Regions from separate parts of the Homo sapiens genome. Here all the other regions are linked to region 2. Evidence: chromatin contacts called from ENCODE Hi-C or POLR2A ChIA-PET data. All regions are on one chromosome and are shown on one strand. The core of a region is the stretch at or near the end of the contact, and the rest is flanking DNA. Distances in the headings are between cores, read along the strand shown. Region 1 holds the start of UFSP2 (UFM1 specific peptidase 2). Region 2 holds the start of IRF2 (interferon regulatory factor 2). Region 3 has its middle 63 kb from the start of TRAPPC11. Region 4 holds the start of TRAPPC11 (trafficking protein particle complex subunit 11).

Region 1 (2,719 bases), core at 179-2,678, 950 kb before region 2:
ATACGTAACACCAAAGGGGCAAGTGAAGATTCATTTTAAACTGAAACATAACTAAATACAACGCCCTTCCCCACATCCTACCTCTTCCATTAATCAGAGATGCTTTAAAACCAAACTTCAGTCAAGATTTAGTACTTTCATTTACCTTATATTTCAAAGCTCCACGGCACAAGGGCAGGAGCTGAGACAGGTTCCTCCCTCTCACGGTATCCCCGCATCTGCGCAGCTCCCGGCACACAAGCGAGCCAGGGAGGAGGGAGGGAAGAAATTCTTGCCTAGAACTTTCCCATCACTTAACTTTTTTCTTATTAATTTTTTTTTTTTTTTGAGACGGAGTCTCTCTCTGTTGCCCAGGCTAGGAGTGCAGTGGAGCTGTCTTGGCTCTCTGCAGCCTCCGCCTCCCGGGTTCAAGCGATTCTCCTGTCTCAGCCTCCCGAGTAGCTGGGACTACAAGCACCCGCCACCATGCCCGGCTATTTTTTTTTTTTTTTTTTTTTTTTTTTTTTTTTTTTGGTATTTTTAGTAGAGACAGGGGTTTCACCATTTTGCCCAGGCTGGCCTCGAACTCGTGAGCGCAGGTGATGCGTCTGCCTTGGCCTCCCAAAGTGCTGGGATTACAGGCGTCAGCCACCGCGCCCGGCCCGCCACTACTTAACTCTTATTGAGCAACATTTACAAAATTATTCATTCACTTATTTAACAGATATTCTGCAATCCCCTTCGGGGCAAGCTTGCTGGTAGAAACTAGAAACAGATTTAAGAAGGCATAGATGCTGCCCGCAAGGAGCTTACAATCTATTAGACAAGAAAATAGAGCATAGCCGAATTATGGCACGTTCCCTTGCAAAAGGTACGGATGGAGCGTCAGGAGAGGTGAAGAAGGGGCAGAAAACTGGAGGAGGTGATGAGGAGTCTGTTTCCCAGAGAGGAAACGGAGGCTGGGAGGTGGCAGGTATCTAAGGGGCAACACCTGGCGTCCGCGAGGACCAAGTCACCTTTCTTGAGGACACCCACTCCGACAGCCGAGATCAGGTTGCCCCAGCTCGTCCAGGTTGCCCCAGCTTGTCCACGTTAACTGCGCTGCGGGAGCGGCGAGGGTTCCCAAGCGCGCGACACGCCTGGGCTGCGCAGCGCCTCTGCACGTTCCACCACAGCTGGCGTTTATTGTGTGATGTGTTGCCCCGGGTACGGGAGAATCCATTCCAAGCACGCTGTGGGAGGATACGAGGAGATTCGAATCCGCATCGAAGAACACACAGAAGGATGTGTGAGCTTCTGTAGGACAGAAAAGACTTAACTAATAGAATTTACCAAACATAAGTCTTCGGCTACCCGCCCCGCCTCGCCGTCCGCGAGGGACTGCGGTGTGGTACGCTCCGTGACGTCATGCCGCCGAGCATGTCGGGAGTTGTAGTTGGTCCGCCCGGGCCCCGCCCCTGGGCCGTGCGGTGACACCACTTCAGGGCCGGCCCCCGGAACTTTTGGGCAGGCGTCAGCGCCCGTGTCACCGCCACGTCGCGGACATGGTGAGTATCTCTGCTCGTCACCGACCCCTGTGTTTTTCCCCGGACTTTGGCAGCCGCCACGAGCGGGCTTCACAGCGCCTGAAAGGAGCTGGTCCTGCCGGGGTCCAAGATGGCAGCTGCGAGCTGCGTGGGCAGGGCGGCTCTCCAGTTCGCCTGTCTCCGCGCTGGGCCGGGGGGAAAGTGCCCTACACAAGTGTGCACCCCGCCTCGGCCACCTTGGACACGCACCCCCTGCTACTTCTCTGTGTGAAAGTATTTTGAGAGACTTCGGCGTTTTTGAAGCCTTGCAAGAAGGGCTTAACCTGGGACAGGCGCAACTTTCTTCGGATATTATATTCCCCTAGTTCCCGTGGTATTTCCCTCCCCTGGTTTCTCTCCTGTCTCATTGCTCAGCAAGGTTCTCCAATCCCTATCCTAAATGGTGGTGCTCTTCAGGGACGCTTTACACCCTATGCGTTCTCCTAAAATTTTATCTCTAAGTTAGACCTTTCTTCTGAGCTCCAGACCCACAAATCTGCTAACCGTGCCTCCACTTGGATAGCTCATATGTATTTCAAGCTCAGCAAGTTCCAAACTGAGCATTTCCACTTCCCCACAGCCCACACCTGCTCTTCCTCCAGGAACCCCCAACTCTGTAGATGGCACCACCATACATCCTGTTGTGCCTGCCCAAAACCTGGAAATCATCCTTGACATCTCCCTCTTCTCAACTCCCCGACATGCAGTCAATAATCAAGTCCTATAGATGCTACTTCTAAATGTCTGTCTGTTGTCACTGTCGCCACTCTTACCATCCTTGGCCTTGAGATCTATCCATCTGGGGTAGTCACCTAAGTGGTCTTTTAAGCAGATCTTCACTCATCGATGGCCCTGCCTGGAATGGGCTATTGCACCTTCACTCACCCTTCAGATCTCAGCCTCAGTATTATTTCTTCAGAGAGTATCTCAGCTAATTCGGAAGTCTAGGAAGACTAGTGCTTTTATGAATGATGTCTTGTGGAATCTTCATAACAACCCTGGGAAGTTGTGTATTTTTCCAGTTTTACAGAAGAGAAACAGACTTAAGTGATAAGTTAAATTGTGTAAAATTGTACAGTAAGTAGCAGAGTTAAAATTTGTTCTTTCCTGTCTAACTTTTATCTTCAGTATCTTTAAATATTTTTTATTTAAATGGGTACATACTAGTTTGTTTG
Region 2 (2,792 bases), core at 264-2,763:
AACTCCCGACCTCAGGTGATCCTCCTGCCTTGGCCTCCCAAAATGCTGGGATTACAGGCATGAGCCACTGCACCCGGCCTACCCTGTCTCTTAAAAAAAAAAAAAAGTGAGTATTATAATAGAGGGGATAAGGAATAATGTGTATGTGAGGTCTATTTCTGAGACCAGAGCCACAAAACAGAATCCTGCACCTTAGCCATTTTCTTACCACACGCGTTTTCTTGGATACTTCCATTTTTCCAGTCTATATAATTCAATACTTCTGTGACAGAGAGGTGTTGGAGTTTTTTGTTTTGCTTTTGTTTTTTCGCAACTCTTTACATACAAACAGCTATGGTCTCCCAGGAAGGAACTTCCTCTGTTGAGTACAGAAGTCTGGGAAAAGACTGGTGAAATTGCATGCGAGGAAGAAACAGGTCTAACTAAATGTGAATCTATACTTTTAAAGCAAGGGACCACAAAGGGTAGGTCCCAAGGAAGTTGCATTGCTTGCTGCACTTGTCACACGGGCTGTACTTTCTTCTCTCATTTATTTCCATTTACAGCGTTGAAAACTGAGGCCTTAGGCTTTGGTTGAAAACCGAGGCCAAGGGTGACCAGCCAGTGAGTTAAGGAGGCCCCAGCCGAACTTTGCTGGAAGTGCTCCAGCATAAAGCCTCTCTCCAGAACCAGCCGCCACTGAGACGTCTTGAAGTCAAAGTAACTCACACCCTTGTCCACCTCGCCCTGCGGTGAAGAAACTTCGGTCGCACAGGCTCCAGAACTCATCTTGGCGTGGGCTGTGACTTACTGGGGGATGGGCCTCCTTTTCGTTCTAGCTCCTAAATGGAGCGGAGCGCCAGGTGGTGTCAGAGGGGGCGGCGGCCCCTCCAATGGTGGCACCCTCAGCCACGGATAAGGTTCCAATTAGGTAAGGACGCAAGTAATGCTGTCGTTTCGGCTGACTGCTCCTTTCATTCCTTGGAGGTGGTCGGTGTCACAAAACGAATTTTCATTTACTCTCAACAGTCACACCAGCCCTGCTAACTGGATGGTCGCAGCCCCGTGCCTTCGCCGGACGCCCTCCTGGAACCTTCAGGCCACCCTGAGGATGGAGACTCGGGTGCCCGCTCTCCTCCCCTACCGCCGCGGGCCTGCGCCCCCCGCCCCGGACCCCGACTCGGACGTTCTAGCCGCACGTGCGGGCGCCCCTGGGTGCGAGCCGCGGACTCACGAGCCGCTGCTTGTTGCTCCCGCCGCCGCGACCTGGGGAAGCGAAAATGAAATTGACTTTTCCGAGAAATGATGAAAGCGGCGCTGCCCGCCAATGAGCTGCTGCGGCGAACTTCCGCACCTCCCGGCCGGGCCGCTCGCGCCCTCCCTCCGCCTCCACCTCCCGGTTGCACAAGCTTGAAACAAACACTGGGGAGGAAGGGCGGAGGGAGGAGGGCGGAGAGGGGAGGCGAGGGAGGGAGCGCGGCCGGAGGAGGGCGGGGGGTGGGGGGATTTCCAGCCGCGGCTCTTCGCAGTTTCCTCTCCTTGTTTTGCTTTCGATCTGGACTGTTCTCAGGCAAGCCGGGGAGTAACTTTTAGTTTTGCTCCTGCGATTATTCAACTGACGGGCTTTCATTTCCATTTCACATACCCTAGCAACACTTATACCTTGCGGAATTGTATTGGTAGCGTGAAAAAAGCACACTGAGAGGTAACATTTTTCAAATAATAGTTGTGACTGTGTGTGTTTCTCTCGAGGGCATGTTTCTGGGGACTGTGGGGGGCCGTGTGTGTATGCGTGTCCTGATGCCTTGACACGATGTTTTGCAGACGGAAAATGCCGGGGTTCATAAATATTAATACTGATTTTTGGAGGAACAGTCGGCGCAATTATGGATCATCTGATTTTAGGGGAAGCAGGTTCTGCTGCTGTTGCTGCTGCTACTGGGGCTGCTGAGGCTGCGAGGAGGAGGAGGAGGAGGAGGTAGAGAGGGAGGAGGAGGAGGAGGTTGGTGGAGGTTTAATTTCACTTTTGGATTTGCAGATGCGGAGAGGTGGCTCCATGGACACAGACCTGCTGTGTGTGCTTCTGCGCCCCAGGTGTTGTGTGTGGGGGTGCAGGTCAGCTGGAGTCGGGCCTCATTTAAAACAAAATTGTGTGTATGTGCGTGTTTGTGTGTGCGCGCGTGTGTGTGTGTGCAGCCACCGCCGCCACCGGATCCGAAGGAGGGGAGCGGGTCCTTCTCGGTGCCCGCGGCGGCGCCTCTCCAGGCTGCCTCCAGCGTAAATAAGCAGGCACCGCTCCCCGGCCGGGAGGAGCGCCTCCAGCCACGGCCAGAGGAAACTTGCTGGGGCGCCCCGCGGCGGTCCAGGGGCTCGCCTGCCTGCCGGGCTCGGGGTCGGGTCGCGGGCGTCGGGTGCCAGCGGCCGGGGCGGGAGGGCGGGCTCGGAGCCGGGCCGGGCGCCGGGCCTGGCCGACGCGCCCTGCTTCCTGGGGGCTGGGCCGCCGCCGCCGCCGCTCAGAAGGGACGCCGCGTCCTCCTTCCCGCCGGCCAGCGCCCGGTCGGGCCCTGGGGCTTTGTCATTGCACTTGTCCCAGCGCGCCAGGGGCTCGGGCGGCGCGTCCCAGGAAGGCACCGTGCCGAGGGGTCAGCCGCCCGGGCCGCGGCCTAGCGCCGTGCGCCCCCGGGTCCCCGCAGGCGCCCCCGGCCGGCCTCGCGCGCTGGGCCTGACCCGCCTCGGCTACGGAGCGGGCGAGGTGGGGGCGGGGAGCCTCCGGGGACCGAGCGGCGCAGTGGGGGCCGGCGTCCCCTCGGGGT
Region 3 (2,700 bases), core at 1-2,500, 750 kb after region 2:
CGCCCAGCCTAGAGTGCAGTGGCACAATCATAGCTCAATGCAGCCTTGACCTCCTGGGCTCCAGCAATCCTCATACCTCAGCCTTTCAAGTAGCCGAGACTACAGGCCCACACCAGCGCCTGGCTAATTTCTTTTTAATTTTTGTAGAGACGAAGTCACGCTTTGTTGCCGAGGCTGATCTTGAACTCCTGGACTCAAGTGATCCTCCTGCCTTGGCCTCCCAAAGTGCTGGGATTATAGGCATGGGCCACAGCCCCCGGCCCAAAAACAGTATTTTTATGCATGATCATTTTCCTTTGGGTTTGTATTTGCATAGTGTCTGTTTTGTTTTGTATTACGAAACAAGATCATTACCGTATTCACTGTTCTGTCCTTGCTTTTTTCTTAACAGTACCTGGTGATCCTTTCCCCACGTTATTATTAAGTACTGAATCTCTTTATGACAGATCTCTGTAATCCAAATACAAGCGATTTAATGAAGGAAGAGAGTCCTTACAAAGAAAGCCATGACTGTCAAGGTTTCAGGCCCCACTGAGAGTGCTGTCATCTGCCAAACCAAACAGAACAGACAGAAGGAGGGGCACCTCGCACCTGCAGTGTGCACGGCACTCACTTCTGGGTAGGAAGCTCCAGGGCACCCGAGTTTGCAGAGGCAACAAAGAGGCGCAGCTGAGAGGCCAGTTGCAGCCAAGAGGCCAGGTGCAACAGGCGCCAGATGCAGCAGACAGGCCAGGCGCAGCAGAGGCCAGATGCAGCAGAGAGGCCAGGTGGGGCAGAGAGGCCAGGTGGGGCAGAGAGGCCAGGTGCAGCAGACAGGCCAGATGCAGCAGAGAGGCCAGGTGCAACCGTAAAGGTTTCACACTGCGGCATCTCCCAGGGCGGCTTTGCAAACCCTCACCGGGCGTTCTGCATTGTGCTTCCGAAAAGCCACAGGAGTTTCCTGCGAACCGCAGCGGCGCGGGTGCAGGTGGCGACAGCCCCTATTGAAGGCCCCTGCAGCGTACGCGTCGGACGGGCTTCCCAAGGCGGGTGCTGGCGGCGGCGGGGCGCACCGTAGTCCTGGTCCCGCCACGGCCGCTCCCTGGCGGCCCCCGCCGGCCGCGTGCCCCAGCCCCAGGGCGCCCGCCTCGCTCGGCGCGCACGAGTTTCTGCAGGTCTCTCCTGCCAGCCTCAGGGGAGCCTCCTCGCGGCGCGGCCCGGCTGGGTTCCGGCTTTAAAACAGAAAGGCTCATTGTCCCGAGGTCCCCTGGCCGGTCTAACCGCTGCGGAAACTCCCCGACGCCCCGCCCCGCGCCGAACGGCCCCGCGGCCTGGCCAGAGAAGCCGAGACCGGGTGCGGGGGCCGGGCGGGCGGGTGAGCCTCGCTAGAGAGGCTGGGCTGGTGTAGGTTTTTTGTTTGTTTGTTTCCTCTTTTGTTTTTTTTTTTTTTTTTTGAGATGAGGTCTCCCTCTGTCGCCCAGGTTGAAGTGCAGTGGCGCGATCTCGGCTCACTGCAACCTCCGCCTCCCGGGTTCAAATGATTCTCGCACCTCAGCCTCCCCAGTAGCTGGGATTACAGATGTCTGCCACCACGCCAGGCTAATTTAATTTTTTATTTTTTATTTTTTTTTTTTGAGACGGAGTCTGGCTCTTTCCCCCAGGCTGGAGTGCAGTGGCGGGATCTCGGCTCACTGCAAGCTCCGCCTCCCGGGTTCACGCCATTCTCCTGCCTCAGCCTCCCGAGTAGCTGGGACTACAGGCGCCCGCACCACGCCCGGCTAATTTTTTTGTATTTTTAGTAGAGACGGGGTTTCACCGTGTTAGCCAGGATGGTTTGATCTTATGACCTCGTGATCCGCCCGCCTCGGCCTCCCAAAGTGCTGGGATTACAGGCGTGAGCCACCGCGCCCGGCCTAATTTTTGTATTTTTAGTAGAGATGCGGTTTCACCTTGTTGGCCAGGCTGGTCTGGAACTCCTGACCTCAGGTGACCCACCCGCCTTGTCCTCTCAGAGTGCTGGGATTACAGGCGCGCCACCTAGCCTGGCTAATTTTTTTAGCAGAGACGGTTTTTATTTTTAGTAGAGACGGTTTCACCGTGTTGGCCAGTCTGGTCTCGAACTCATGACCTCAAGTGAACCGCCCCCCTCAGCCACTCAAAGTGCTGGGATTACAGGCGTGAGCCGCCGCGCCAGCCTGGGTGGATTTTCTGTGCACGGAAGGGAAGCAGCACCGGAACCCCTCCTGTTCCCCTAAGCACCGTGGACACTGCCCACCTGACAGCGGAGGGGGAGCAGCCGGAAAATAAAATGTCGCAGGGCGCAGTTACGCGTATCTGTTAGTGTTTGTGTGTGGTAAAAGATCTGTCACTCAATGAGTGCCCGTTTTCAAAGAATGAACATAAAATGAACATTTATTAAACATAATTTAATCTCTTCTCCATGTCAGGCCCTTTCACTGATTTCCCAAGGTGACCATTCGGACCATTCGTACATTAATATTGATTTTAAGTTGATAAAGGTTGTGTTTGAAGTTGTCTTCTTGATTTTATCCTTGCAGCTGAAGATACCTTGTGAACTTTACTTTTCAGAGCAGAGCGTCTGAGCGGTGGGCAAGGCACAAAGCGCGAGGGAAGCCGCTGGAGGGAGCTGCTCTCCTGCACGGAGGGCGCAGGCGCCAGCTGCTGCCAACACCACGGGAAAGCCCTCACCCTAACCTTGGA
Region 4 (2,700 bases), core at 121-2,620, 820 kb after region 2:
GACTAGAGGCCATTTCCTGTAATAACTCCAGAGGCCCAAAAGACATAGCTGTGGTCTTTAAATATGGAGTTGAAATAAGAGGAACTAAAAATGACTGTCATCCAATAGAAATACAAGTCACATAAATAAATTAAAAATTTCTAGCAGTCATATTAAAAAGTAAAACGTGGATGGAATTCATTTTAATATTCAATTTAACGCAGTACAGTATGTCCAAAATATTATCATACTGACAATAATATAAAAGTTATTAATGACATATTTTACCTTTTTTTGTACTGAGTCTTCAAAATCTGGTGTGTATTTCACACTCACAGCACATCTCAATTCAGACTAGCCTATTTCAAATGCCTGATGTAGCTACTGGCTACAGAACTGGACAGCAGAGATCTAAATTATGGGAAATGTGTCCCAAAATTGCTGCACGAAAATTGTATCAGAAAGTCTTGCCACATTCTCCTATGTCACCTGAAATGGTCGTGCTTATTCTGCAGCAAAGGAATTTGAATGAGAACCCCGATAACGCACAGGCGCAGATCGAATGGATTTCAATGACAGGCTGGAAGGAGAAATTTTCAGATATCCAATGGAGCAACCAACGAAACTATACACGAAAGGAGGCGCAGCTATAGAAGGTGAATAATGGATGGGAGATCAAGTAATGCAAGGGAAGTAAACTGGAAACTAGCGTGAAAGATAAGAAAGGTGACCCAATCAAATTGGCAACTAAAAAAACCCCAAAACCTAATGTGGTTACTTTTTTTTTCTTTTAACTAACTGGAAGTTCAGGGTGTTAGGACACAAGGCTGCTAAGAATGGGATTCAGAGATGTTCAACTACAAAACGAACAAAAGAGGAACGACAGTGTGGGGACGAAATGATGTTTCGATGTTAAAGATGAGAAGCAACAATCCAACGTAGGAGAAACACCGTCCCCATGGTCCCAGTATCTGTTCTGGTAGCTCCAGTGAGGAAAGGTAGAGAAATAACCTTGCAGTCCCTAAAGGCAGATATCTTCCTCCTCTTATTCCCCCGTCTTAAACCTGGGAGGCCCTAGAAACGGGTGCGTCTTTCCTCGGGTCTAAAAGAGAAGTGCCAGGATTGCACCCGTCGATGGGATTGCAAAACGCAGGCCCCCAAACCAGCATTGTTAAGAGCTAGCTCTCTTCCTCGGCGGTCCCGCCTGGCCCCGCGGGTCTCCGGGCCCGGACTCACCCAGGCCCCACGCCCCGGGCCCGCTGCAGCTGAGGCCGGTCGCCGCCAGCCGGGAGAAGACGAGGGGAGGCGGGGGGATGTCACAGAACGCCGTGGCCCGTCCCCACCGCCGCAGCCCCACAGCCAGTTCCAACAGGCGAGACTTCCCTGTACCCACCTCCCCCGGCACAGGAAGCACTTTCTGGGCCTGAGTGACCGCGCTCTACACCAATCGCTGTCCCGGAACTTTACGCCGCTCCTCCAAGCGTCAGGGAGACGCTGCACTTCCCAGGCCCCACCAGCCGCGGCTCCGGCTCGTAGCCCACAGCCCACTGCCGGCGGCTGGGCGCTGCCGAGGCTCGGGGCGCGCGCAGTTGGCGTCTGCCAGTGCCAAGACTGTGCCGCCCCCACAGCCGAGGCGCGAAAGGGGGACGCCCGGCCTCTGGGCCGCTGCCTTCGCTTTCTCTTCGTTGTTGCGAACGCCGTCCGCTCAGGAGGCGCCCCGCGACCGGCGCGATGAGTGCCAACGAGGACCAGGAGGTGAGCCCCCCGGCTCAGGGCCCTCTCCCAGCGCGGGCGCGGCGCGCAGCCCCGGGCCCCCGTGAGACCTGGTGCCCGGACAGCCTGCCCGGCACGTGCCCTGTGCCCTCGGAGCCGGCCGGGGTGCCCCGAGTTCACCGGCGTCCCACCCAAGCGCGCGTGAATGGCCAGGAGTCCGCCTCTGCCACTCTTCCCCCCTCATTTTTCATTTTTGCAAATCCGGGAGTCTCCCCTGGTTACTTAATAACAGGGATGAGCGTCCTTGGTGCACGATCCAGTGCTCTTGGCTCTCCTTGAATCCCATGTGTTCAGTGCCTGTTTACTGAGTTAGGCTGATCACCTTTAAATTTTAGTCTGGTCATCTTTAAATCTCTTGGCTAGTAGAGGGCTAATTGAGTTAGTTACATTTCTCATGGAAGAAAATGACACTGGTGGTGCATCTGAGTTTCTGTCCATATTGTTTGGGGAAATCTTTTACCCATCTGTCTGTTTTGAGCATTCATGTACCACCTGAATTTATGGTTTATGCTCAAATATTTCCTTGTGAGATGCCATTTTGACATTGAATCATATAATATTAGAGTTGGGGGGTGGGTGCTACGGGCCATCTGTAGGGGAACCTTCTAACTTTGATAGGTGGGTCGATGATAGCCGCAGGGCTGCACAGTAAGTACGTGGTAGAATCGGGACTAGAAACCAGGTCTTATTGGGTGGTAGATAAGTTCACTGTTAATTTAAAGTATAATGCTTGAAACTTACTACTTTTACATGATAAATGTAATAGAATCTCTGGATTGGAAGTTAACCTTTAAAGGACCCAAAGTCCAACAAGCTAGCTAGTTGATATCTGAATCTCTTCTAAAATATTCTTGCCGGGTGAATTTCTAAGTGAATGCGTTAATAGCTTCTTCTCCCTGCAAAGCAAAGAACATACAGTGTAATGTTTCTCAGAGTTGGACCATAGTC

What was found. A loop is a pair of places that touch in the nucleus more often than their neighbours do. ChIA-PET counts read pairs that join two places held with the same protein, here RNA polymerase II (POLR2A). Pooled maps may share reads with other maps.
Region 1: a loop to region 2 is called in a map of CD8-positive, alpha-beta T cell, with 5 times the contacts of the local background. The contact joins the promoter of UFSP2 here to the promoter of IRF2 in region 2. A Hi-C loop is called at or near these places in 1 of 168 maps with a recorded cell type or tissue (CD8-positive, alpha-beta T cell) and 6 of 50 pooled maps. POLR2A ChIA-PET finds 5 or more read pairs at or near these places in 2 of 52 experiments (WTC11 and activated naive CD4-positive, alpha-beta T cell).
Region 3: a map with no recorded cell type shows a loop between it and region 2 (6-fold over the local background). The contact joins the enhancer-like site here to the promoter of IRF2 in region 2. A Hi-C loop is called at or near these places in 2 of 37 single-sample maps with no recorded cell type and 4 of 50 pooled maps. POLR2A ChIA-PET finds 5 or more read pairs at or near these places in 1 of 52 experiments (PC-3).
Region 4: a map of naive thymus-derived CD4-positive, alpha-beta T cell shows a loop between it and region 2 (5-fold over the local background). The contact joins the promoter of TRAPPC11 here to the promoter of IRF2 in region 2. A Hi-C loop is called at or near these places in 1 of 168 maps with a recorded cell type or tissue (naive thymus-derived CD4-positive, alpha-beta T cell), 2 of 37 single-sample maps with no recorded cell type and 11 of 50 pooled maps.

Annotation. Positions count from the first base shown.
Region 1 is chr4:185,424,673-185,427,391 of GRCh38, reverse strand. UFSP2 (UFM1 specific peptidase 2) reads left to right here and starts at 1,428. Exons shown (of 12, transcript NM_018359.5): 1 at 1,428-1,526. The coding sequence starts at 1,524. CFAP96 (cilia and flagella associated protein 96) reads right to left here and starts at 1,138. Exons shown (of 8, transcript NM_001114357.3): 1 at 996-1,138. RefSeq lists enhancers at 1,125-1,484, 1,555-1,664.
Region 2 is chr4:184,473,271-184,476,062 of GRCh38, reverse strand. It overlaps IRF2 (interferon regulatory factor 2), which reads left to right and starts at 1,513. Exons shown (of 9, transcript NM_002199.4): 1 at 1,513-1,684. It overlaps IRF2-DT (IRF2 divergent transcript), which reads right to left and starts at 1,261. Exons shown (of 1, transcript NR_186573.1): 1 at 1-1,261. RefSeq lists enhancers at 475-804, 1,155-1,344 and silencers at 1,375-1,494, 2,305-2,354, 2,435-2,792.
Region 3 is chr4:183,721,426-183,724,125 of GRCh38, reverse strand. No RefSeq gene overlaps it. Among named protein-coding and RNA genes, the nearest start is that of TRAPPC11, 63 kb to the right of the region's middle. RefSeq lists enhancers at 735-784, 182-943 and a silencer at 895-1,424. Within about 2 kb of position 1,250, at least 20 of the 41 ENCODE cell types and tissues checked have a DNase peak (open chromatin) inside an H3K27ac peak, as active enhancers do; they include PC-3, where a contact is called at or near this core.
Region 4 is chr4:183,657,963-183,660,662 of GRCh38, reverse strand. TRAPPC11 (trafficking protein particle complex subunit 11) reads right to left here and starts at 1,370. Exons shown (of 30, transcript NM_021942.6): 1 at 1,216-1,370. RWDD4 (RWD domain containing 4) reads left to right here and starts at 1,478. Exons shown (of 8, transcript NM_152682.4): 1 at 1,478-1,734. The coding sequence starts at 1,711. RefSeq lists silencers at 1,059-1,348, 1,719-1,928, 1,743-1,963 and enhancers at 695-1,482, 1,439-1,568, 1,483-2,271.